Regions from separate parts of the Homo sapiens genome. Here region 2 is linked to region 1. Evidence: read pairs that join two places in POLR2A ChIA-PET (ENCODE). Cell type or tissue: OCI-LY7. All regions are shown on one strand. Links, peaks and the distances in the headings refer to the core of each region. The heading gives the core; the rest is flanking DNA. Region 1 overlaps LURAP1 (leucine rich adaptor protein 1). Region 2 overlaps MAST2 (microtubule associated serine/threonine kinase 2).

Region 1 (10,115 bases), core at 475-5,474:
AGGATTGACCTATGGCTTTTGGTATTTAGTATCTCTCACTACTCCCCCCAGCTAAGTAAGGATTTAAGGAATTTAGGACTCCCTGGAGTTAACAGATGAAGAGATGGGGGCATAATTACTTCACCCAAAGTCTAGAAGCCTTGGCCTCTCTCTTGGCCAAGATGGAGGATTGAGGAGGGACATGGACCTTCAGGACTAACCCTCTATGGATTGGCCCTCCCAGAAGCGTTTGGGCTGGTAGACCCACCCCTTCCTACCTGCTGAGTGATGTCATTTCCTGCCAGGATGGGTAGCCCTTTGTACGGGTCCTTGGATGGTAGTAGGTCATATAGGGGCATCTGAGCCCCTGCTGCTAAGTGAGATCACATTATTTATCGTCCATACCATTACTTCTTGTGAACAGTAACATGTCACTCCTCCTGGCAGGAAAGTTTCTCATTGTCAGATGTTTGTGCTTCTTTTCAGGTCTTACTTTTTAAATAGAGTGTTCTCATTTTATCCTAGGGGATCTCACTTCCTCTGTGGCTCCATCCCTGCATCCCTGTCTGGGCCAGCACTCCTGACTGCTTTTAGGGAGAGAAGCTTTCAGGGGCCTCCATTTATTTCTCTCAAGTCTGTTTGGCTCACCCTGCCATGGTCCCCTGTCTTACCCTGTCCCTGTGTTGCCCCTATTCCTGTATTCCATTTTTTTGTTTTGTTTTGTTGTTTTTTTTGAGATAGGGTGACAGGGTCTCCCTCTGTTGCCCAGGCTGGAGTGCAGTAGTGCTCACTGCAGGCTCGACCTCCTGGACTCAAATGATCCTCCTTCCTCAGCCTCCCAAGGAGCTAAGACTACAGGCATGCATCACCATGCCTGGCTAATTTTTGTATTTTTTTCCAGAGACAGGGTTTCACCATGTTGCCTAGGGTGCACTTGAACTCCTGGGCTCAAGCAGTCCTTCCGCCTCAGCCTCTTAAATTACTGAGATTACAGGCATGAGCTGCTGTGTCTGGCCCTATTCCTGTATTCTGACTCCATATCTCCCTTCCAGGAGGTTCAGCTTCTGTGTGTCCATGCCTTTTCAGTTTCTCCAGGCCTTTTATATGCAAATGAGTCCTGGCCTCCTCTGCCCTTTGTTGATGGGAGCCAGGGAGAGAGAACCTCAAGGTCTCAGAGCTCTGGGGGTGTACCAGAATCTTGGATAGGGGAGGTGTCATCCTTTCTGACTTTGTGACTGCCCTTCCCCCACCCTGTCCCCAGCCTTCCACCATTTGGTCACAAGGATGCCTGCCTGAGGTCGGGACACAAGGAATCTCCTTGTCTAGGCTGCAGCGTGGGGGCGTGGCAGGGAAAGACAGAAGCTCTTTGGTCCCGGGGCCCCATCCTGGAAAAGGAGAGGGAGCAAGGGAAAGGCCTGTTTACTTCCTCCCTTAGAGCAAGCCCTGACTCCCGGAAACTGAGGAGAGAGCAGAGCCTGGGTCTCTGAGCCTGGGTCCCAGAGCCCTGCCGAATTACAAATTATATCATAGAAGGAATTCAGGGAAGCTGCCAACCTGGGGCTCAGAGGGGACGGTCCCAGAGATGGGGACAAGAGCTGTGGCTGGTGTCAGAGAATGAATTCTTAGAGATTAACCCTTTGAACTCTGGGGTAACTGCTCCATATGTTAGTCCCTGCCTTTCCTGGGCCTTGAAACTGGGATACTAGAAGGAAAAAGATGGAAAAGGATGTCAGATGACTTTGGCTGTTCACTGCATCCTCCTGCAAAAGAGGCGTCCTCCTCAAATCCTGGAATAACTCGTGCCATTTCTCTATTTTGTATTCTGTGTTGGGGAAGGGAAGGAAGCCAAATTGATCATCTCTGCTTCCCTAAATTCCTCAAGTCTCATTTTGAAACTCCCACCCCGGTCCTTCTGGAGCAATATTCAGTCCATGGCTTGTCCCTAAACACCCTCTCTTCCCCTCCCACCCCCTCAAATGATTGAAATGTCCAAAGTATATTCTCAGCTTCTTCCACTGCTCACAAGACCTCTCCATACCACTCCTATGGTCTTGGGACTCCTGACTTCCCCTCAGACTGGGAATTTGAATCTCCTATTCCAGTCCCTACTCTGTAGTCATTTTGTAGTGTGCCCTCGGTTAATTACCCTTCCTGTTTTTTTTTGTTTGTTTGTTTTGTTTTGTGTTTTGTTTTGTTTTTGAGATGGAGTCTCGCTCTGTCATCCACGCTGGAGTGCAGTGACGCGATCTCGGCTCACTGCAACCTCTGCCTTCCGGGTTCAAGCGATTCTCCTGTCTCAGCCTCCTAAATGGCTGGTATTACAGACGTGCACCACCATGCCTGGCTAATTTTTGTATTTTTAGTAGAGACGAGGTTTTGCCATGTTGACCAGGTTGGTCTTGAACTCCTGACCTCAAGTGATCCGCCCATCTCAGCCTTCCAAAGTGCTGGGATTACAGGTGTGAGCCACCTGCCTGGCCTGTTGTTTTATTTTTAAGACAGGGTCTCACTCTGTCGCCCAGGCGGGAGCGCAGTGGTGCGATCTCGGGTCACTGCAGCCTCTGCCTACTGGGCTGAAGTGATCCTCCTCAGCCTCCTAAGTAGCTGCGACTACAGGCACGCATCACCATGCCCGGGTTACTTTTTGTATTTTTTCTAGAGACAGGGTTTTGTCATGTTGCCTAGGCTGGTCTCAAACTCCTGGGCTCAAACAATCCTCCCACCTCAGCGTCCCAAAGTGCTGAGATTACAGGCCTGAGCCACCATGCCCAGCCTTTATTTCTTTTTTTTTTCTCTTCAGCAACATTGTTCATGGAATTATACCCTTCTTGGAAGACACTGTATAGTATTCTTATTTGAGGTTCACTTGTTCAGTCTACACACTTATGAGCTGAAGAGGTTGCCCGCCCTCTTGTGGCCATTATGCACCACTGCTGGAGTTGCTGTGTGGAACCTCCAAGCTCAAATAAAACATGGCCTTCTAAAGACCAGCCCCCGTCAGTGCGCAGAAAGGCTAGTGAGTCAGACCTAAAGAGGGCATAGACTTGCCCAGCATCACCCATTGTAAAGTTGTGGCGACGTCCAGGTCAGAAAACCCAGATCACAAGCCCACATGCCCACAGCTCCATCACCTGGCCAGTCAACACCACTGAAGCCCAAAGGGACTGAAAGCAATTTTGCCCCTGTTACAATGTTTGCGTTCTCACCTCTTCCTAAAGAGGCAGCTTAGTCTTTAGAGGAAGAGCTGCAGGAAAGAAAACCCTGGGCCTGGACTGGATGAAGGGGTGAAGGATGCACTAGTCTGGATCACAGATAGGAGGAAAAATCAATCCTGGACCCACCATTTTTCTGGGAAGGAGGGCTAGTAGCTCCAGACATCATAGGAACAGAGCTCAGCATTTCAGACCTGGAGGTTAGAAGCAGAGGTGGGGGTGGGGAGCTGTGAAATTAGGAAACTTAGATGGGTCTTGCAGAAGTAGGTGTGGCTCCACAGGTCAGGGAATTACGGGTCAATTGGATAGCACCTGAGAGTGTTGTGGGGCTGGAAAGCTGGGGTGAGTGAGGCTGCCTGGGTATTCCGCTTAGGTCTAGGCATCCTGGCTGAATACCTTAGATTTCAGTTCACCACCAGAGAAGCCCGGAAACTCCAGTAAACACATATCTTTGGTCCCTTCTACCTGCCTCTAACTTGGCTGGTTGAGGCTCAGCTTCTCTCTAACTAGACTTTTCTGGCTTATAGGGTACAGCTGTTTGGGAGCTCAAAGAAGGAGAAGGTAAGAAAAAGGGCAGAAATGCAGAGAGAGGAGAGGATGGGATGAAAACGGGGTGTGGAAAATATCAGAGGGCGCATACTGCCCTCAAGTGCACTGGGGGCTTTTGTCCGGGGTCAGAGTAAAGACAAAGAAGAGGCTGCTCATGAAAGCTGCAGAAACAGTGCCTGGGGGGATAAGCGGGGGCGGTGCTGGCTGAGACAAGAGACCATGGGAGTGGGCATTGTAAAGACCTGCATTTATTTATTTTATTTATTTATTTATTTATTTTGAGACAGGGTCTCACTCTGTCGCCCAGACTGGAGCGCAGTGGCATGATCTCGGCTCACCGCAACCTCCGCCTACCAGGCTCGAGCGATTCTCCTGCCTCAGCCTCCTGAGTGGCTGGGACTACAGGCACACGCCACTACCACCCAGCTAATTTCTGTATTTCTAGTAGAGATGGGGTTTCACCATGTTGGCCAGGCTGGTCTCAAACTCCTAACCTCAAGTGATTCACTCGCCTCGGTCTCTCAAAGTGCTAGGATTACAGGCTTGAGCCACCATGCCCGGCTGAGGCCTGCATTTAGGATGGAGGCATTGAGGTTGAGCACTGAGCTAACTGGAAGCTCAGTGACAGCTTCAGTGAGAAATGCTTGAGAGTTGTAGCAGACACAAGCTCATTGTGTGTATGGTGCCAGGCACACACTGGGTGTTCCGTGACACCTGTTCAGTGAATGGAAGAATGAATATGTGTAAGCCCACAAGGAGATGTGACTGAAAAAAAAAGTTGCTAATTTACAAATTAGATAATTGAAAATATTTTTAAATTTACTTTTTAGCAATCCTATAAACAGTGCATTGTTAACAATAGTCTTACTTATAAATTTGCTCAAGGTCAGTTAAGTAACAAATGAGCTGTAATAACCCAGATCAACCTGACTGCAGGGGCTTCCAGGAAGCCTCCTCTGATTCCCTACCCATGCCATACACTCACTTAGACCCTACTCTCCTAGGAGAACAGATTAGTGCTGCCCAGAAGCTGGGGCAGGACATTAGTTTCCTATTGTCACTGTAATGAATTACCACAAAGTGGCTCAAAAAACAAAATTATTATGTTACAGTTCAGAAGTCCAAAATCAGCTTCACCAGGCTAAAGTCAAAGTGTTGACAGGTCTACACTCCTTCCGTGGGCTCCAGGGAAGAATGTTTCCTTGCTTTTTCCAGCTTCTAGATGCTGCTTGCAGTGCTTGATTCGTGGCTCTTTTCACCATCTTCAAAGCCAGCAGCAGAGCATCTTCTCTCCTCTCTAACCTCTGTTTCCATCCCTACATCTCTCTAATTCTACTGCCTCTCACTTGTAAGGATTACATTGGGTCTACTGGGATAATTCAGTATCATCTTCCCATTGGCAAGATCCTTAATTAAATCCTGCCTTCAAAGTCCCTTTTACCATTTAAGATAAAATGTTCACAGGTTAAGCAGCTGGTGAGTGTCTGTAGTCCCAGCTACTCAGGGGGCTGAGGCTGGAGGATCACTTGAGCCCAGGAGTTCAGGCCAGCCTGGGCAATATAGTAAGACTCTTCTCTTAAAAGAAAATTTATATTTATCCTCAGGTCCTGGGGATTAGGAATTGGACATCTTTGGGAGAGGGGCTTTTAGCCTGACACAGGCAGGGTGGAAAGTGGGCAGGAGGATGCACCCAGGCCCAGAATGAACCTCTGTGCTTTGTCCAGCCTCCCCTAGCCTGGAATGAGAGGTGGTACCAAGGCGGAGGTGGCAGGTCCAGACCCCATGTCTAGAGAATGTCAAATGCCTCCTGTACCATCACCACCAGGGAGAGCCAAAGATGAAGATCAGGCTTAGGAGAAAGCCTCAGTTTAGGAATCGTTTTAGACCTGAGACCTTCCTGGTAACCACAGTGGAGGATTCCTCAACACTGTCTCCTCTCCAGAACCATTCTGTGCTCCTATTCCCCAAGGCTGAAGATAATTATATTCCCAGTGAACTAACCTGGGTTCTCTCTGGAAAGGGCAGATTGATTAGTTGTCTTCTTTTTAAATTGTTATTTTTAATTATTTAATAGTTAAACCATGCTTCTCATAGCATAGTGAATTCCATCACCAGGCCCCTTTCTTATTTTATTTTCTTCTTTTTTAAAAAAATTTTAGACTGGGCACGGTGGCTCATGCCTGTAATCCCAGCACTTTGGGAGGCCGAGGAAGGTGGATCACCTGAGGTCGGGAGTTCGAGACCAGCCTGGCCAACATGGTGAAACCCCATCTCTACTAAAAATACAAAAATTATCTGGGCATGGTGGCGCATGCCTGTAGTCCCAGCTGCTCAGGAGGCTGAGGCAAGAGAATTGCTTGAACCCAGGAGGCAGAGGTTGCAGTGAACCGAGATCATGCCACTGCACTCCAGCCTGGGCGACAGAGCGAGACTCCGTGTCAAAAAAAAAAATTATTATTTTTTTAAGAGACTGGGTCTCACTGTCACCCAGGCTGGAGGACAGTGATGTGATCTTGGCTCACTGTAACTTTGACCTCCTGGGCTCAAGCAATGCTCCCACCTCAGCCTTCTGAGTAGGACTACAAGTGCACACGAGCATGTCCAGCTAATTAAAAAAAAATTTTTTTTAGAGATTGGGTCTTACTGTGTTGCTCAGCCTGGTCTTGAACTCCTGGCCTTGAGAAGTCTTCCTGCATCAGCCTCCCATAGTGCTGGGATTACAGGTGTGAGCCACTGTGCCTGGCCTCTTCTTTTGATCCCTCATCCCTATTCTCATTCCTCTCCCTGTGTCAGTATATGTTTGGATATGTATGTATCTTTGAAAATATATGTAATTATGTGCCTATGTGTTTTAATATATATAAATGGTATACTTTTATGGTAAGCCAACTTCTGTAATGAATTGCTCCCATATTTCAGTGATTTAACACCACAGATTTATTTTTAACTTATTCTACATGGCACGGGTGTTTCTGGTTGGACAGCTCTCCTCCACTGTCCACTCCAGCTCCCAGGCTTCTTTTATTTTCAGATGGTGATAGCCTCATCCCAGCATCATAAAGTTTCCGGTCAATTTTTCACCAAGTTGTTTTACTATCCGTTGATTATCATTTTATGAATTGCTTGTTTCACTAGGGATTACAGAATGGTGATTTTCTAAGGCTATTAATTTTTCCTCATTTATTAGCTCTAATTCTGTACAGAAAACCTTTTTCACATCCTCTAGGACCATTTGATTACTCCGAAATAAAATTCATACCAGAATGGCAAGATAAATGCTTAAATCTCTTCCCTTACCGTTTTCAAAGTAGTTATGTCCTAACAACTTCTAATGGTGTTCAATGATTTTTTTGTTTCACTCTCTTTTTAAATGATCTCAAACAACCTGTAGTTCTTATGCATTTAATGTCGTTTAATCATTTGCCATTATTTTTTGCTTTATATTATATAAAGTATCAAGCATATACAAAAATAGAGAAAATAGTGTAATGAATTCCCAGGGACCCAGCTTCAATAATTATCAATTCATGGCCAATCTTGGTTTATTTATTCCCTCAACTACTTTCCCCCTAACCAAGATTATTTTGAAGCAAAACCAGATATCATACCAATTTAATCTGTAAATGTTTTAGCATGTATCTCTAAAAGATAAGGATTTTTATTACCATTATTGCACCTAAAAAGTTAATAAATTGTCAGTATAATAAAATATAGTTGGTGTTTAATTTTCCCACAGACTTAATTTTTAAAAGTTTTGGGGCCGGGCGCGGTGGCTCACGCCTGTAATCCCAGCACTTTGGGAGGCCGAGGTGGGCGGATCATGAGGTTGAGAGATCGAGACCACCCTGGCCAACATGGTGAAACCCCATCTCTACTAAAAATACAAAAAAAGCCGGGCATGGTGGTAGGCACCTGTAATTCCAGCTACTTGGGAGGCTGAGGCACGAGAATCGCTTGAACCCGGGAGGCAGAGGTTGCAGTGAGCCGAGATCGTGCCATTGCACTCCAGCCTGGGCAAAAGGAGTGAAACTCTGTCTCAAAAAAAAAAAAAAAAATTTTGGTACCAGGGTTATGCTGGCCTCCTAAAAAGAGTGAAGTAATGTTTCCTCCTCCTTTGCTTTATCTTTGTGTAAGGTTGGTAGTAGTATTTAGTACTTGACATAATTTACTTAGTGAAATCATCTGGGCCTAGAGTTTTCTTTACGGGGACGTTTTTTGGTTTTTTGAGGCGGGGTCTTACAGTGATGCCCAGACTGGAGCGCAGTGACACGATCATGGCTCACTGCAGCCTTGACCTCCCCAGGCTCAGGTGATCCCCCGACCTCAGGCTCCTGAGTAGCTGGTACTACAGGCGTGACACCATGCCTGGCTAATTTGTATTTTTTTTGTAGAGCCAGAGTTTTGCCACGTGGCCTAGACTGGTATGGGGGATGTTTTTGATAACAGTTTCCTTTAGTAGATATAAGGCTATTTAGACTTTTACTTTCATTTTGATTTAGTTTTGGTAGGTTTTTTTTTTTTTCAAAAAATGTGTCCATTTTATCTAAATTGTCGATGTTTTTGGCATAATATTATTCACAACATTTCTGGCCAGGCGTTGTGGCTCATGCCTGTAATCCTAACACTTTGGGAGGCCGAGGCAGGAGGATCGTTTGAGCTCAGGAGTTCAAGACCAGTGTGGGCAACACAGTGAGACCTCATTCTTACAAAAAATCAAAAAATTAAGTTGGGCATGGTTGCTCACGCCTGTAATCCCAGCACTTTGGGAGGCCGAGGCAGGCAGATCATGAGGTCAAGAGATCGAGACCATCCTGGCCAACAGGGTGAAACCCCGTCTCTACTAAAAATGCGAAAATTAGCTGGGCATGGTGGTGTGCGCCTGTAGTCCCAGCTACTCGGGAGACTGAGGCAGGAGAATCTCCTGAACCCAGGAGGCAGAGGTTGCAGTGAGCCGGGATCTCGCCACTGCACTCCAGCCTGGTGATAGAGCCAGACTTTGTCTCAAAAAAAAGAAAAATTAGCCGGGCGTGGTGGCAGGTGCCAGTAATCCCAGCTACTGAGGAGGCTGAGGCAGGAGAATTGCTTGAGCCTGGGAAGCGGAGGTTGCAGTGAGCTGAGATCGTGCCACCACACTCCAGCCTGGGTGACAGAGTGAGACCCTGTATATAAAAAAAAAAATCGTAACATTTCCTTGTTATTCTTTTTTTTTTTTTTTGAGACAGGATCTTGCTCTGTCGCCCAGGCTGGAGTGTGGTGGTGAGATCTCGGCTCACTGCAACCTCTATCTCTTGATTCTGAGGTGATTCTCCTGCCTTACCCTCTGGAATAGCTGGGATTACAGGGGCACACCACCACACCCAACTAATTTTTTATTTTTAGTAGAGACGGGGGTCTTACCATGTTGGCCATGCTGGTCTCGAACTCCTGACCTCAAGTGATCTGCCCACCTTGGCCTCCCAACATGCTGGGATTACAGACATGAGTCACCGACCGCACCCAGCCAAGTCTCTTAATTTTTTTTTTTTAGACGGAGTCTCTGTTGCCCAGGCTGAGTGCAATGGCGTGATCTCGGCTCACTGCAACCTCTGCCTCCTGGGTTCAAGCGATTCTCCTGCCTCAGCCTCCTGAGTAGCTGGGATCACAGGTGCCCACCACCGCGCCTGGCTAATTTTTGTATTTTTAGTAGAGACGGGGTTTCGCCATGTTGGCCAGGCTGGTTTCGAACTCCTGACCTCAGGTGATCCACCCACCTCGGCCTCCCAAAGTGCTGCGATTACAAGTGTGAGCCACCGCGCCCGGCCAAATCTCTTAACTTTTAAGGTTCCACTTTCATCCTTTTCTTAATTTCTTACAATTTTCTTTTTGTTATTTATTTGTTTATTTGGAAACAGAGTCTTACTCTGACGTCCAGGCTGGAGAGCAGTGGCATGATCTTGACTCTCTGCAGTCTCTGCCTTCCAGGCTCAAGCCATCCTCCCACCTCAGCCACCCGAGTAGCTGGGACTACAGGTGCGTGCCACCATGCCTGGCTAATTTTTGTGGGATTTTTTTTTTTTTTTTTTTTTTTTTTGAGACAGAGCCTCACTCTGTCACCCAGGCTGGAGTGCAGTGGTGTGATCTTGGCTCACCGCAACCTCTGCCTCCCACGTTCGAGCGATTCTCCTGCCTCAGCCTCCTGAGTAGCTAGATTACAGGTGCATGCCACCATGCCTGCCTAATTTTTTTTTTTTTTTGTAGTTTTAGTAGAGACCGGGTTTTGCCGTGTTGGCCAGGCTAGTCTCAAACTCCTGACCTCAGGCAATCTGCCAGCCTTGACCTCCCAACGTGCTTGGATTACAGGCGTGAGCCACTGTGCCCAGCCTCTTAATTTCTTAC
Region 2 (10,115 bases), core at 2,293-7,292, 410 kb before region 1:
CAGTACCCTAGAATGCTCCCTGTGCTTTCTCCTAGCACTACTCTTTTACAGATGTAACCTCCCTCACCACCTCTGTCACTATAGATTTGTTTTGAACTAATACTTCATATAAATGGAATCATAGTGTGTACTGTTTTGTGACCAGATTCTTTCATTCGGATCATGTCTTGAGACTCATCCATGTTGTTGCTTGTAGAAACAGTTCTTTTTCATTGCTGTGTAATTTTCCATTGTATGAATGTATTGTGATGGTTACTAAAACTTATTTTTGTTTTTGAGACAGGATCTCACTCTGTCACCCACGCTGGAGTGTAGTGGTGCCGTCATAGCTCACGGCAGCCTTGAACTCCCAGGCTCAAGTGATCCTCCTGCCTCAGCCTCCCAAGTAGCTGGGACCATAGGCACATACCACCATGCCCAGCTAATTTTTTAATTTCTTTTTCTTTTTCTTTTTGAGACAGAGTCTTGCTCTCTCGCCCAGGCTGGAGTGCAGCGGCACATTCTCAGCTCACTGCAACCTCTGCCTCCCGGATTCAAGCGATTCTCTTGCCTCAGCCTCCCGAGTAGCTGGGATTACAGGCATGCACCACCATGCCTGGCTAATTCTCTATTTTTAGTGGAGATGGGGTTTCACCATGTTGGCCAGGCTAGTCACGAGCTCCTAACCTCAGATGATCTGCCCGCCTTGGCCTCCCAAAGTGCTGGGATTACAGGCGTGAACTACCACGGCCTAATTTTTTATTTTTTGTAGAGGTGGTATCTTACCATGTTGCTCAGGCTAGCCTCGAACTCCTGGGCTCAAGTGATTCTCCCACCTTGACCTCCCAAAGTGCTGGGATTATGGGCATGAGTGCCCAGTTTGTTTTTCAAATTGAAATATAATTCATGGCTACTTGTGAAAAGTTTTCATTGTGAAATAGTTACAGAGAGAAATATGTAAAAGTCCTGGGAACCTTTAAATTACTAAATCTGATAGTCTTTTCCTCATCTTGTCTGACCTCTGTGAACTATTTGTCACTGTTGACTGTGTGTTCCTTGTTGACATTTTTTTCTTTTTTAATATTATAATATCCATTCTGTTACTGCTTCTCTAACTGCTCTCTTGTGTGTCTTTGTCTTGTGTTTTCTCTTCCTGTTCCTGAAATGTTCCTTGAGGACATGTCCTCTGTCCTTAGCTTGATCCTTTATTGTGCTCTATTTAGCAGGCTCATTCTGTTTGTAGATGTTGAGGATGTAGAACAAGGGTCTGCAGTCCTCTTTATTTATGGCATTGTGTCACAGAACATCCTTGTAAAGTGAGCTGAGTCTCTTTAGGTGTGACCTCTTTCCTTAGCTCTACATTTCCATTTTTGTGCTTAACATTTCCACCGTAGACTCATCATTTGTGTTCTTAACATTTGTGATTTTTTTTTTTTTTTGAGACAGGGTCTCACTTTGTTGCCCAGGCTGGAGTGCAGTGGTGGGACCTCAGCTCACTGCAACCTTCGCCTCCCAGGCTCAAGTGATTCTCCAGCTTCAGCCTCCCCAGTAGCTGGGATTGCAGGCGTCCGCCACCACGCCTGGCTAATTTTTGTATTTTTAGTAGAGACGGGGTTTCACCATGTTGGCCAGGCTGATCTCGAACTCCTGACCTCAGGTGATCCACCCACCTCGGCCTCCCAAAGTGCTGGGATTACAGGTGTGAGCCACTGTGCCCGGCCTAACATTTGTGAGTTTTATAATTTGATAGTGACCTTGAAAGTTCATAATTTGTAATAATTTATGATTTTAAAAAGGCCAAAATTTTCATTGTATGTGTCGAGACTGGTTGAATTCTATTTATTTGGGTAGTAAGAGCCCAGCTGATCAGCAAGCATCTACATCTCACACGTAACTTTTTTTTCCCTTTCTCATGACATGGAACAGTGCTTGTTACAGTTTTTATTATACTAGTATTTAAGAATACGTTCTAATCAGGATGTAGGACTTGGATCTCCAGAAGGTCAGTGGTTTACTGTATCATGAAAATAGAATAATTTCTGTGTTGAAATGTGCTTCTCTCTGTATCTTTCCTTTTTGTCATCCAACATGAAATTATATCCATGGCTTTTTTTGTTTGTTTTATTTTGAGATGGAGTCTTGCTCTGTCGCCCAGGCTGGAGTGCAGTGGCGCGATCTCGGCTTATTGTAACCTCTGCCTCCCAGGTTCAAGCGTTTCTCCTGTCTCAGCCTCCTGAGTAGCGCATGCCTGGCTAATTTTTTGTATTTAGTAGAGATGGGGTTTCACTGTGTTGCCCAGGCTGGTCTCGAACTCCTGAGCTCAGGCAATCCACCCGCCTTGGCCTCCCAAAGTATTAGGATTACAGGCGTGAGCCACCGTGCCTGGCCCACATCTGTAGTCTTTTACTTCTTCTCCTTTGACTCCCTTAGCCAGTCTGGCATTAGGTTCTCTCGATTCTGCCTTCATGAAATCTTTCAAACCATTATTCCCATTGTCACTACCTTAATTTCATATTTATAAACTTTAGTCTTGGTTGTTGCAGTATCTTAACTGTATTTACTCAGTCTTCAGTCTCTTAACCTCTAATATATTTCACGTTCTATTAACAAAAGATTGGAACTCATTGCCTCCCTGGCTAATGGTAAGTGCTTTATAAATACTCGTTAAATGTTCATTTCATTTCTCCTTATTCATATACCTTCATTAGCTTCTTATTACCCATAGAATTAAGCCTGAAGACCTTGGCATTCAAGATCTACTTGATACTTAGCACTTTTTGTTAGAAGAGTCAGTTAGTTGCCACTTCTCTTGGTTCCTTAGGACCGTCTGCTTTTCTCGATCATGGCATACAATATTAAAATTATCTTGTTTCTCTCATTAGTAAGTTCTTTGAGAGTCAGACTGTTCCATTTACTTCTGTATACCTAGGGCTTAGTATAGTACTTGAAACATAGTTATTTGTGTATTTATTAGAAACATAGATATTTGCTCAATGTCCTAATTGATTGTAAGTCAGTCAAATGAATTCCTCTGAGGCTGTCTTAATCATCATGGTATCTTCAGCCTCTAGTATTTTAACTGGTATGTAATAGACATTCAGTAAGTAATTGTTTATTGTTAGGCACTTTGATATACTTTAATTAGTCATCAGTTTGAGAAGCTCTTTATTCTCTGCTTCCGCATATTAAAATTCTACTCAGTTTTCCAGGCCTAACTCAAATGCCACAGAAACTTCTGTGAGGCCAGGTGTGGTGGCTCATACTTGTAATCCCAGCACTTTGGGAGGTTGAGCAGGCGGGTTGCTTGAGCTCAGGAGTTTGAGACCAGACTGAGCAACATGGTGAAACCCCATCTCTACAAAAAATACAAAAATTAGTCGGGGTTGGTGGTGCGCGCCTGTGGGCCCAGCTACTTGGGAGGCTGAGGTGGGACCCCTGGAAGTTGAGGCTGCAGTGAGCCAAGGTTGTACCACTGCACTCCAGTCTGGGTGACAGAATGAGACCGTGTCTCGTAAAGAAAGCAAAAAACAAACAAACAAAAAACAAAAACAAAACCACACACCCAAAAAGAAACTCTTCTGCAAAGTTGTTTTTCCACATGGGATCCTAGGAGGATCCTTAATTGGGCTTCAGGAAATCTGTGAATGTCCTGAAATTCCAGTTCTCAAAATTCTGTGGTTTAAAAGTGAAAGCTTAGGTTCCAAGAGATCAAATGCAAAAATGACTGGAAAGCACATAATAAGTAGGTGCTTAATAAGTAGTCTTATCTCATTTTGTTTCTGTAACATATTGTTTGATCCATTCCTGGTCATATAAAGTAGATGCTGAATAAATATTTGCTGAATGAAAGGATGAATCAGTGTTTTAGCACTTTCAACTTTCTGTGTTCATTTGTATTTCATTTTTGCTTTTAAGTTGCATGTTATTGAAGGTAAGAACTATGTCATCATTTTGTCTAACAATGCAGAGCTAAAGGCTTTGCTCACAATAGGTGCTCAGTCATTATTTATTGAATGAATGAATGGAGAATGATTCAAATATTTTGAATTTTGGTAATTTGAGTAATAATGGTTATATGATAGGAGTAGACAAAGGAAATAGAATATTTTTGAGGATGGCAGAAGATGAGTTCAACTTTAGTTCCTAAAATACCCTCAGTGTGACAGAAATTTTAAAAAATTATTTTAATGGAAATCAGAACCTCTTTCCTCTGCATTACAGGGTTAGTACATTGGGAAAAGCATAGGGCAGAAAGCACACAGAAGGGAAGCTGCGTAATATATATAGGGAACTATAATCGGTTTGTTATTGCCAGACCCAGAGCTTTACGTTGAAGGTGTAAATGCTAGGTTAGAGATTAAAGAAGCCTTGATTGTTGAGGGTCTTTAGTGTGATATAAAAGGATAATTGGCTGGGTGTGGTGGCTCACGCCTGTAATCCCAGCACTTTGGGAGACCAAGGTGGGTGGATCACCTAAGGTTAGGAGTTTGAGACCAGCCTGGCCAACATGATGAAACCCCATCTCTACTAAAAATACAAAAATAGCCAGGCGTCTTGGTGGGCGCCTGTAATCCCAGCTACTTGGGAGGCTGAGGCAGGAGAATTGCTTGAACCCGGGAGGTGGAGGTTGCGGTGAGCCAAGATCGCGCCACGGTACTCCATCCTGGGCGACAGAGCGAGACTCCATCTCAAAAAAAAAAAAAAAAAAAGGATAATAAGTAGGGGAGCAGTATATTCTTTTTTTTTTTTTTTGAGGCAGTCTTGCTCTGTGGCCCAGGCTGGAGTGCAGTGGCACGATCTCAGCTCACCGCAACTTCCACCTCCCAGGTTCAAGCTATTCTCCTGCCTCAGCCTCCCAAGTAGCTGGGATTACAGGCATTGGCCACCATGCCTGGCTAATTTTGTATTTTAGTAGAGACGGAGTTTTTCCATGTTGGTCAGGCTGGTCTCAAACTCCCGACCTCAAGTGATCCACCTGGCTCGGCCTCTCAAAGTGTTGGGATTACAGGCGTGGGCCACCGTGCCTAGCCGAGAGCAGTATATTTCTTTTTTTTTTTTTTTTTGAGACGAAGTCTCGCTCTTGTCTCCCAGGCTGGAGTGCGATGGCACGATCTCGGCTCACTGCAGCCTCCCCCTGTGGGGTTCAAGCAATTCTCCTGCCTCAGCCTCTCGAGTACCTGGGATGCCACCACGCCCAGCTAATTTTTGTATTTTTGTATTTTTTTTTTTTTTTTTTGAGACGGAGTCACGCTCTGTCGCCCAGACTCGAGTGCAGTGGCGCGATCTCGGCTCACTGCAAGCTCCGCCTCCCGGGTTCGCGCCATTCTCTTGCCTCAGCCTCTGGAGTAGCTGGGACTACAGGCGCCCACCACCACGCTCGGCTAATTTTTTTGTATTTTTAGTAGAGACGGGGTTTCACTATGTTAGTCAGGATGGTCTCGATCTCCTGACCTCGTGATCTGCCCTCCTTGGCCTCCCAAAGTGCTGGGATTATAGGCGTGAGCCACCGCACCCGGCTTTTTTTTTTTTTTGACACAGAGTCTCACTTTGTCACCCAGGCTGGAGTGCAGTGGCCTGATCTTGGCTCACTGCAAGCTCTGCCTCCCGGGTTCCCGCCGTTCTCCTGCCTCAGCCTCCCGAATAGCTGGGACTACAGGCGCCCGCCACCACGCCCAGCTAATTTTTTTGTATTTTTAGTAGAGACGGGGTTTCACTGTGTTAGCCAGGATGGTCTTGATCTCCTGACCTCGTGATCCGCCTGTCTCGGCCTCCCAAAGTGCTAGGATTACAGGCGTGAGCCACTGCGCCTGGCCTAATTTTTGTATTTTTAGTAAAGATGGGGTTTCACCATGTTGGCCAGGCTGGTCTGGACCTCCTGACCTCAGGTGATCTGCCCGCCTTGGCCTCCCAAAATGCTGGAATTACAGGTGTGAGCCACCGCGCGCGGCACAGGAGCAGTATATTCTTATTTGTGTTTTAGTTGGATTACTCTGGCAACTGTGTGGAGGATAGGATGCAGGACATGCTGTTTGAGACATGAGCATTTGAGAAATCTTCCGAGTTTTCAGTGCAAAAGTTTATTTGACCTCCTTTCCCTCTTATCCAGGGTATGGGTAAGGGCTAGCTCCTAAAAAGGTGTTAACTTTGAAATATTTAGTTTCATCAAAAGTACTGGGAGCAGAGAGTCTATGGTGGCTTGAAGCAGGTTGGCAAATGTTCCCTGATGAGGGTAGGACACATGTGATTACAGAGTTTTCCCATCATTGTTCTGGATGTCTCTTGGCCTAAAGATCAATCTGTAAGCCTTTTTTTTTTTTTTTTTTTTTAGACGGAGTCTCGCACTGTTGCCCGGGCTGGAGTACAGTGGTACCATCTTGGCTCACTGCAACCTCCGCCTCCCAGGTTCAAGTGATTCTCCTGCCTCAGCCTCCCAGTAGCTGGGATTACAGGCATGTGCCACCACGCCTGGGTAATTTTGTATTTTTAGTAGAGACTAGGTTTCTCCATGTTGGTCAGGCTGTCTCAAACTCTCGACCTCAGGTGATCCGTCCACCTCGGCCTCCCAAAGTGCTGGGATTACAAGCATCGGCCACTGTGCCTGGCCCTACTCCTATTTTTAATAGTCCGTGTAACATTTTCATTTGGATAGCTCAGAGACCTCTCAAACTTAACATGTCCAAAAATGAAGTCTTGATTTTCACTTTCTAGTCTGCTTCTTCCCCAGTCTGCCTCATGTCAATAGATGGCACTACTCATTTACCAGAACAAAACTGGAGGTTGTGTTTGATTTTTTTCTTAACCTTACCTGTATTCCACATTCAGCCCCTCAGGTCTGTTTGCTGCTACAGTTGTCCCTCAATATCTCTCGGGGATTGAGTACATGACCCCCTGCAGATACCAAACTCTGGTATGCTCAAGTTCTATCTATAAAATGGCATAGTATTTGCATGTAACCTATGTATATCCTCCCATGTACTTTAAATCATCTCCAGATTATTTATAATATATAATACAATGTAAATGCTATGTAAATAACTGTTACACTCTATTACTTAGGGAATAGTGACAAGAAAAAAATATCTATACATGTTCAGTATAGATGGAACTATTCATTTTCTTTTTCTCTGCATACAGTCATGTTCCGCATAATTATGTTTTAGTCAATGATGGATGACATACAAGATGGGGGTCCCATAAGATTATTATTATTATTATCATTTTTTTTTTGAGACCGAGTCTTGCTCTGTTGCTCAGGCTGGAGTGCAGTGGTGCGATCTCAGCTCACTGGAACCTCTGCCTCCTGGGTTCAAGCAATTCTCCTGCCTCAGCCTCCCAAGTAACTAGGATTACAGGCAGCCGCCACCACGCCTGGCCAATTTTTTTTTTTTTTTTTTTGAGACGAAGTTTTGCTCTTGTCCCCCAGTCTGGAGTGCAGTGGCACGATCTTGGCTCACTGCAACCTCTGCCTTCCGGATTCAAACAATTCTTCTGCCTCAGCCTCCCGAGTAGCTGGGATTACAGGCTTCTGCCACCACACCTGGCTAATTTTTATATTTTTAGTAGAGACAGTGTTTCACCATGTTGGCCAGGCTGGTCTCGAACTTCTGACGTCAGGTGAGCCGCCCACCTCGGCCTCCCAAAGTACTGGGATTATAGGCATGAACCACTGCGCCTGGCCAGATTATAATTTTTTTATTAAAATTTTTTTTTAAATAGAGATGAAGTCTTGCTATGTTGCCCAGGCTGGTCTTGAGCTCTTGGCCTCAAGCAATCCTTCTGCCTTGGCCTTCCAAAATGTTGGGATTATAAGCATGAACTATTATGCCTGGCTTCCCATAAGATTATAACAGAGTTGAAAAATTTCTATTGCCTAGTGACATCTAGCTATTACAACATTGTAGTGCAACACATTACATGTTCATGGTAATGCCTGTGTAAAACCTACTGCACTGCTGTGGTATAAAGGTACAGCACATAGAGTTAGTGCATGCACAGCACATAATACCTAATGATGATAATATACAACTATGTTACTTGCTTATGTATTTACCATACTATACTTTCTACTGTTATTTTAGAGTGTACCCCTACTTATTAAAAAAAAAAGTTAACTGTAAAACAGCCTCAGACAAGTCCTTCAGTGTAATTCCAGGGAAGGCATTGTTACCATAGGAGATGACAGCTCCATGTCACCTCCATTATTGCTCCATTATTGCCCCTGAATACCTTCCCATGGAACAAGATGTGGAGGTGGAAGACAGTGATATTGATGATCTCGACCCTGTGTAGGCCTAGGCTAGTGCGTATGTTTGTATCTTACTTTCTAACAAAACAGTTTAAAAAGTAAAAAAAGAAAATTTTTTTAATAGAAGAAAGCTTATATAATAAGGATAATGAAAGAAAATATTTTGTATAATGTAAACACATACACCAAGGCGGGTGTATCACCTGAGGTCAGGAGTTTGAGACCAGCCTGGCAAACATGGCAAAACCCCGTCACTACTAAAAATACAAAAATTAGCCCAGCGTGGTGGCGCACGCCTATAGTTCCAGCTACTTGGGAGGCTGAGGCAGGAGAATTGCTTGAACCCGGGAGTTGGAGGTTGCAGTGAGCCAAGATCACGCCATTGCACTCCAGCCTGGGCGACAAGAGCGAAACTCTATCTCAAAAATAAAAAGAAAAAGCTATCTTGACCTTTGATTTGTTGGTGTTATTAAACTGTTCTTTTATTTTATTCAGCTTGAAAGGAGACTTTAATTTGTGCATTTTCCCCTTCAGGGAAACTTTTATGGATTTTTTTATTAAGTAACTGGCTTAGAAGATAGAATAGTCTCCCTAGGTTTTAGAATGTAATTAAGAAAAATTCAGCCCAAGGGAACCATGTGTTAAAATTAGGTGATACCATCTTAGTTGTACCAGCTTGAGTGTAGGTTCCTTAAGAGTGAACCTGAGTAGTAGATGCATATATCCTTTAACCATTAATTTGTTGGAGATTAATAAGCTACATCGTTTCTTTGCCGTTATTTCAGCAAAGCAGAAGTAATATAGTTTTGTCAGATCTTCTTTTTTTTTTTTTTTGAAACTGTCTCCCAGTCTGGAGTGCAATGGCGTGATCTCGGTTCACTGCAACCTCTGCCTCCCAGGTTCAAGTGATTCTCCTGTCTCAGCCTCCTGAGTAGCTAGGACTACAGGCACATGCCATCACACCCAGCTAATTTTTATGTTTTTAGTAGAGATGGGGTTTCACCATGTTGGGCAGGCTAGTCTTGAACTCCTGACCTCAGGTGATCCACCCTCCTCAGCCTCCCTAAGTGCTGGGATTACAGGTGTGAGCCACCGTGACTGGTCAGACTTTCTATCTGTTAGGCTTTCAGGAATGTTTTGAAAAGCAGAGGATTTAGAAATAGTTGTTAATAGTTTTTTTTTAAAGTCCTTAAGTTATTTCATAGGGGTGTTACCAAGGTGATTTTTGTTTAAATGACCCAGGAACATTTAAGTTCTACCTTTAACCAGTAAGAGAAAGTGATACTTTGTGACTAGCTCAGTCTTTGGTCTTTTATATTAAAGAACATTACTTGCTGTAACTGATTCACAAGGACCCCTTGATTGAGGTGCTTCCATTTTCTACACATGGCTTCCAAGTTCAGCTGAGGAAAGTGGAGGATGGGCCAATCCTAGAAATGGATTAATCACTTCCACTCATATTCCATTGCCAGAACTCAGTTTCAGGGCCATGCCTAACTACTGGAGGGCTGGGAAATGTCATGTGGCCTGTGCCTAGGAGGAAGGTGAATCATGCTTGATCAACATCTAACTAGTCCCTGCCACAGGACTCAAACCCCAATGTAGTCCTTAGCTTAGAACCATACAGAAATCCATTTATTTTGGTTATAGACAGCCTGGAACCATAGCCTCCTCTTTTTCCTTGTAGACACACAGAGTTTTGAGTTATAACAATTTTGAATGCAAGTAAAGGCCTTTTTCCCAAGCACAGATAGGAGATCTGGAAAAGCTTTTCTGCAGCCTGTGGCAGAGGTAGTCTCTGGCAACCCCAAGAAAGGCAGCTTGGTATTGGGGGTGGGGGGGAGAGAGAGAGAGAAAGAGAGAGAGAGAGAGAGAGAGACCCAAGTCCCTT

Evidence for each region. ChIA-PET counts read pairs that join two places held together with the same protein. Peaks named below come from ENCODE experiments on the same cell type or tissue, not always from the same donor. Only the 100,000 strongest peaks of a DNase experiment are listed, where the experiment ranks them.
Region 2: POLR2A ChIA-PET joins it to region 1 with 12 read pairs; 2 of 35 experiments call an interaction of 5 or more read pairs at or near these places.

The regions. Positions count from the first base shown.
Region 1 is chr1:46,220,759-46,230,873 of GRCh38, forward strand. LURAP1 (leucine rich adaptor protein 1) reads left to right here. Exons shown (of 2, transcript NM_001013615.3): 2 at 1-498. Among named protein-coding and RNA genes, the nearest start is that of RAD54L, 22 kb to the right of the region's middle. In OCI-LY7, for the core only: a CTCF peak has its summit at 2,917 (motif pointing left); DNase peaks (open chromatin) are centred at 2,553 and 2,893; H3K27ac peaks cover 375 bases.
Region 2 is chr1:45,806,142-45,816,256 of GRCh38, forward strand. All of the region lies in intron 1 of MAST2 (microtubule associated serine/threonine kinase 2), which reads left to right. Among named protein-coding and RNA genes, the nearest start is that of MAST2, 7.6 kb to the left of the region's middle. In OCI-LY7, for the core only: a CTCF peak has its summit at 6,731 (motif pointing right); no DNase peak of the experiment used is centred there.